Regions from separate parts of the Homo sapiens genome. Here region 2 is linked to region 1. The links are chromatin contacts, found by Hi-C or POLR2A ChIA-PET in ENCODE. All regions are on one chromosome and are shown on one strand. The core of a region is the stretch at or near the end of the contact, and the rest is flanking DNA. Distances in the headings are between cores, read along the strand shown.

Evidence for each region. A loop is a pair of places that touch in the nucleus more often than their neighbours do. ChIA-PET counts read pairs that join two places held with the same protein, here RNA polymerase II (POLR2A). Pooled maps may share reads with other maps.
Region 2: a map of PC-3 shows a loop between it and region 1 (2.9-fold over the local background). The contact joins the enhancer-like site here to the promoter of NOX3 in region 1. A Hi-C loop is called at or near these places in 4 of 168 maps with a recorded cell type or tissue (HepG2, PC-3 and mammary epithelial cell) and 4 of 50 pooled maps. POLR2A ChIA-PET finds 5 or more read pairs at or near these places in 5 of 52 experiments (BJ, HepG2, OCI-LY7 and 2 more).

The regions. Positions count from the first base shown.
Region 1 is chr6:155,454,301-155,457,348 of GRCh38, forward strand. It overlaps NOX3 (NADPH oxidase 3), which reads right to left and starts at 1,539. Exons shown (of 14, transcript NM_015718.3): 1 at 1,453-1,539; 2 at 734-829; 3 at 511-621. The coding sequence starts at 1,500.
Region 2 is chr6:155,493,697-155,496,744 of GRCh38, forward strand. No RefSeq gene overlaps it. Among named protein-coding and RNA genes, the nearest start is that of NOX3, 39 kb to the left of the region's middle. Within about 2 kb of position 1,520, at least 10 of the 41 ENCODE cell types and tissues checked have a DNase peak (open chromatin) inside an H3K27ac peak, as active enhancers do.

The sequences.
Region 1 (3,048 bases), core at 289-2,788:
TCTCTGCATGCTATTTTGTTTGACAGGAAGCACAGGTAAGTTCCCAACACAGTGAAATCAATATAATTGAGAAATATCCCATTATGTTTGGTAGAGGTTAAAATCTACATAATAAAATCTATGTACTGTGATTATGCTTTTGTGGGTGAGAACCCAGAGAGATGTTTCCTGGTGGCGTTTGTCTCAAAAGCTTATCTGTCTTCTTTCAGTCAGAAACAATGATGGTTCCAGCTATTATAATGCTTCCATCTTCATGGGGCAAATATATCAGGAAACTGTTTAGCAATGAGTTGAGTGTCATGTAGGAAATCAATGGCAACAGCCAAAGCCAAATCAGATAGATGTACTGATTACCGTTTTTCTGTCTTAGCCTTTCTGTTATCTCTAACAAAGAAACCCAAGTTTAAACAGAATTACTGAGAATTTCATAATAAAGTACATTTTTTTTCAATGGCACTTATATGAGGAAGTCGTAACAGTTGAGATTATTTCAGATATTTTAGTACTTACAATACTTGTTCCTCTTATGAATGAAATAAGGTTTCGACTGACAGGTATTAGAATTAGCATGCAGTTAAAATTCAGGCACAGTGCGGATGCTCGTGCCCAAGCCAGTGTTGACTGTCCACATGTAAAGACATAAAAAAGAGATTCAGGGAAAACAAGGATCCAGGGAAAATAAAATGCATTTTGTTTTCTGAAAAAATAATGTTTAATCATAAACTGTACTTACACCCAAAATAACTCGTGTGTAATGGAAAGACTCCTCCTCTTCATACCAGTAGAACGTGTCAATAAACAGATAAAAATTTATTCCCAGCCATGAGAGCTAGAGTAGAAAGGAAAGAGAACCAATGATTACTACCTTCAAGCTTTTTCTCTATTCAAAATCACTTGGGGTTCTTCTTTTAAAGTGGAATGAAGAGCTTCTCAATATTAATCAGAATTACTCCACATATTTATTTCTCATAGATTAGTTTTTAATAGGATTATGATGGTAATACATTATTACCTTTATTAAAAAGATTTTAAACACATATGAGTCAACTTTAAGTGATTTAATGAAACTACAAAACCTTCTTAATCAACGTTGCTTGACAATGATGTCAAGAAGGAAGAAATCTTTAAAAACAACTCCGAGAGTTCTCTAGAAAAGTTCCAATTTCATAGTCTAATTCAAAGACTTCATTTGATTTAGAGAAACACTCATACATTATGCAAAAACAAACTACTTGACTTTAAAAATAATTAAAAATGAGCTCAATCGGAAAACAACTTTGCATGATTCTATAAGGGGAAATTAAATACATCTACTGAATGTTTTCTAACAAGTTTTAGTCTTTTAACTAGAGTAATACTTCAAGCTATTTAGCGTTCCTATACAAGTTTTCCTAAAAATCAAAGACTATTCAATCTATATATTTAAAGTTGAATAACAAAAATGATACTTACTACTAATATGGTGGAGAGACCCTCATTCAAAATCCAGCACCCCATCATGATACTTGTTGCTCTTCGGCTGTCAGGAAATTTCTTCTCCCTCACCTGTGTCTGGATGTTGGGTCGTTAGTAAGGGCTTCCCTAGTAAATTATTTTGTCTTTGTGTCATAGGAAGCACCTGCAGGGAGCAGCTCTCGAGGAATTTCTAATTAAGGACTTCTTGCCAAAGGCACATCACCACACTGACATGCCTCATGACCTGGGTAAATACAAGGCAAGTCTCTGTCTAATGATTCCTTTCGTCAGAGATTTTATAAGAAAAGAAAGCTGGTTTTATTAAATTGTCCTCATGTACTTTATACCCGTTCATTTTCTACATGATTGCAGTCAAGATGATAGTAAGTCTTTATGTAAATCTGAGAAATAACCTAAGTGCTGAAGGCTGCATATAGCAAAGCTCTTTCTCTATTTGTTATTTTTTCCACTTTTTTTTTTTTTTTTTGAGACAGAATCTTGCTGTTTTACCCAGGCTGGAGTGAAGTGGTACGATCTGGGCTCACTGCAACCTCTGCCCCCTGGGTTTAACGGATTCTTCTGCCTCAGCCTCCTGGGTAGTTGGGATTACAGGTGTGCACCATCACGCCCGGCTAATTTTTGCATTTTTAGTAGTGATGGGGTTTTGCCATGTTGGCCAGGCTGGTCTGGAACTCCTGACCTCAGGTGATCCACCTGCCTTGACCTCCCAAAGTGCTGGGATTACAGGCGTGAGCCACCGCAACCAGCCATATTTTTTCCACTTCTTTAATTCCTTTTCCCCTCTTTCAAAAAAGCTCTCTATAGAAGACAAAGAGTGTGGGCTAAATGAACATGAATTAAACCGTCTTTCAGAAGATGGTGGAAAGAGATTCTAAAAAACATAAGATAGAAAACTCTCATATAAATCTAAAAGTGTGACTATAAAAAATGAACTTTTTTGTGGGACTGATGTAATACGTGTCATTAATCACACTTGGTGCACCCATGAGGCAAGTGCAAATATCCTTTCATACTCCAGTCACCCCAGGAGTGGCTGCACGGGAAGCCTCGTCTATCTCTGATTTTGTGTAAGTCATAGTTGTTCAATATAGTGACCATAATTCTACTCTGCTAGGCAAAATTGTCCTAACTGAAGCAATTTTCTGGCTGGTTTTGGCCCAAATATTTCCTTTAAATTTTTTAGACAAGATGAAAATAGGAGGAGAATCAATTTTGGAAAATCAAATCTCTCCTGTTAAAAACCTGGTAAGAGTAAGAATTGTGAATATTCATTTATCTTTATTTACCCAGGTACTATTAGGTTAAGGACTTTTCAAGTATTGTCAGTTAAATCATACATGGATTCTGTCAGGTCGATATTATGAGCCCCGTTACAGAAATGTGGAAACAAGCTTAAATGAAATAACTTGCAGTAGATAGGTGGTTGGGATTTGAATTCAGTTCTCTTTGACTGTAACATCTTCATTTCTAACCATTACCTTATACTGTCTCTTTTATGAAATATTAATATATGGACCTGTGCACCAAAGCATACTGAATATACAGATATAAATTGCAGTGCTGTAAATAGGA
Region 2 (3,048 bases), core at 270-2,769, 39 kb after region 1:
TTAGTCAGGAGTTTTCTTCCCTTGACTATGTGAGTAATCACAGAAGAATGCTTATGGTAAGCCTCTTACTTCCTACATGCAAATTCAATTCGCCTGAGCTGTTTTGCGGCTTATGCCAGACGTCTTGAGTCATCTCCCCAAGCAAATAATGTAAGCAGTTCTTTCAACATTGAAATGTGGATTTATTCTAGGACCGGAGACATATTACTAGTATTTTCCAGCACTGGCTCTAGGCTAGACAAATAAAGTTTACTTTTAAAAAGGTCAAAAGCACTTTCCAGACTCAAAGTCTCACTCCTTTCAAACTTCTAGGTCACCTGATGCTTGCAACATCATGTACTTATGTTAAATATTGAAGGTCTCTGATAAAATATAATAATATCAGAAAAGGCTAAGTCACTCTGTTATATTCACTTATTAGCCCAAATTAGTCCATATTCACTTATTAGTCCAAATTCACATTATATTTCTTACCAACCACCTAGTAGGGATTTAAAAAAATATTATAGGTAAATGATAGAGAAAGTAAGGGCTCTCCTTGAACAAGTAAGGCAGTGACCAAAAGAAGGCATTGGGAAGAATGGAGTACTTTCAGGAAATAACACCTTGATGTTTTCTTTGTGCTTTCCAGTCAAGTTGATGAATAGATAAGTAAACAAATGGCTTAATTCATAGTTAAAACTAACGCACATACTTACTACCTAATTTTAGCTAGCGTCTTGGGATATTCAATGAATTTGAATGTTATTTTTAATATTTGATTGGCTATATCTGTAAACCATAGACTTCTGTTTCAACTTCAGAGCACGGAACAATGGTTGGAAGTAACAGATGTTTTTTTCCCCACCAGAAGAAAGAAGTATAAGAAAATATACTTCTGCTCCTCAAATAAATAAAGGGTCAGTTCACAAAGTATTGAGTTACCTGAAGCCTGAGTAACCATGGAGTTTGTTTCACTGGTCTGCTGGGTAGATGGGATTTAGATATCAATTGGGTGGCTGGACTAAAGCGATCTTTAAAATTCCTCGCAATTTTGAGATCGTTTGCCAGAAGAGTGCTGAGGACGATAAAGTGATCATATTAAGAACTTAAGCCTGAAGAAAGTGGCTAAAATAACTCAATATGCTTTACATGTCTTAGCTAAGTGATGAATTGGATAGATGCAATACCTCTTGACTGCCAGCTGAAGGGTAAAAAGAAGGATAGGATTATATATAGTGCCAAGAGGAGGTATAATGAGAAATAATACTATGAAATTTACTAAAGGAAACTGAGATCTGAATTAGAAACATTTTTTCAAATTAGAGCTTCAAAATCTAATGTGTTTTGGCACCGTCTCCCAAGGGCAGCCAGAGAAGGCCTTTGAAGAGCTCTGTGCAGCCTTGGTTGGAGCCATTTAAGCAACATGCCCTTTAGAAAATAAAAAGCCTTTCCGGAGGACAGGGGGAAGGGTTGTGCAATTTCTTTCAACACAAAATATTTTGATGTGAGGATTTCTCCTTAGGTTTATCTTCCTCAGACCATTTCTTCTGTAAACAGGCTGCAAGCAGACCCAGGCTTGACACACACAGGCTGCAAATTAAGAAGAATCCTGGGGGAATGCCTGAAACAGCGCTCCAAGCCTGCTCCCTTGTGGTCATGGGGTTAGCAAGACAGCAGCCATGTCTTTGGATAGTTTCTGCCCTCTTTCCTTTTGGAAACTTGGTTTGGAGGAAGCCTAGGCACCTCTGCGTGCCGTTCTTCTCTCCCTTCCCCTTAAGCTAGTACTTCCAATTTTTGTCTGGTGACCCTCAGGCCAGCAGAGGTGGGGAGAGGAGAAGCCTGCCTTTTCCCCTCACGGTTGGAGCTCGGTGTTTCCTGATTATTGAAGCCCACTCGCTTTGCTTTTCCCTCCCTTTTCCCGGGGCCAGATCTGTTCTTCACTTCTCTGGCAAGTACACTCGCCGGCTCACTTGCCTTTTCTGAATCAAAAATGCCACCTCTTCACTTTTGTTTAAAATAGGGAGGCAGCAGCTCAATATATCTGATCAATATTAGGAGCCAAGAACCCCTGGGTCTGAATCAGAGCCCTGGATCTTTCTCACTGTATAACCTAACTTAACAACCATGGACAAATCATGGAAACACTCTAAAGCTCAGATTCTTTATTTGTAAACTGCGGATGTCCTATTTTTCTCACAAACTACCATGGGGATCAAAAGTGATGATATATGTATATGTAGTTTTGGTGGTAAAGTTCTATGTTACTGTTAGTTACTATTGTTCCCAATAAACTGGGTACATCTTTCTTTGGCCTGTTGTATATACAATAACCTCCCAGTGGGACTTTGTCCCTCCTAATAAGATCTAAGTTCCGCAAGAGGGAAAGGATGTTTACTGCCCTATTCTTTAAACCTATAGAAGTGTTCAGAAGGCCATGAGCATCTTTGAGGGCTAAAGAAATCTGAGGGAAGCTAGGAGGTTTATCTATTCTTTGGTAGACAAGGGGCGAAAGAAATCCATGTCCTGTGGCCATGGGAATGGAAGAGGGCAGTACAAGATCAGGACAGGTGGATGAAAGGAAAAAGGGGACTTAGTTTTAGATTTAGGTGCTTCTGGACTTTCTCTGATAGCAGGTATTATAGGCTAAATTGGTGTCCTATCTCCCAAATTGATGTTGAAAGCCTAACCCCCAGTATCTCAAACTGTGGCTGCATTTGGAAACAGGGCCTTTAAAAAGGTAATTAAGTTAAAATGAGATCATTAGGGTGGGCCCTAATCCAGTATAACTGGTGTCCTTCTAAGAACAAGAAATTTGGACACAAACATGTACAGAGGGAAGACCACGTGAAGACACAGAGAAGCATACAAAGGAATGAAGTACTGATGCCTACTGCAATCCACAAGCCACCCAGAACTGTGAGAAAATGGATTTCTATTGTTTCAGTCATTCAGTCTGTGGTTCATTGCTATGGTAGCCCAAGCTACTAATACAGAGGGCTTGGGCTGGTGTAGCTCCATGCTGTCTGGCTGAATAAACCCCACCCTGCCTTCCTAGGGCCTTCTTTC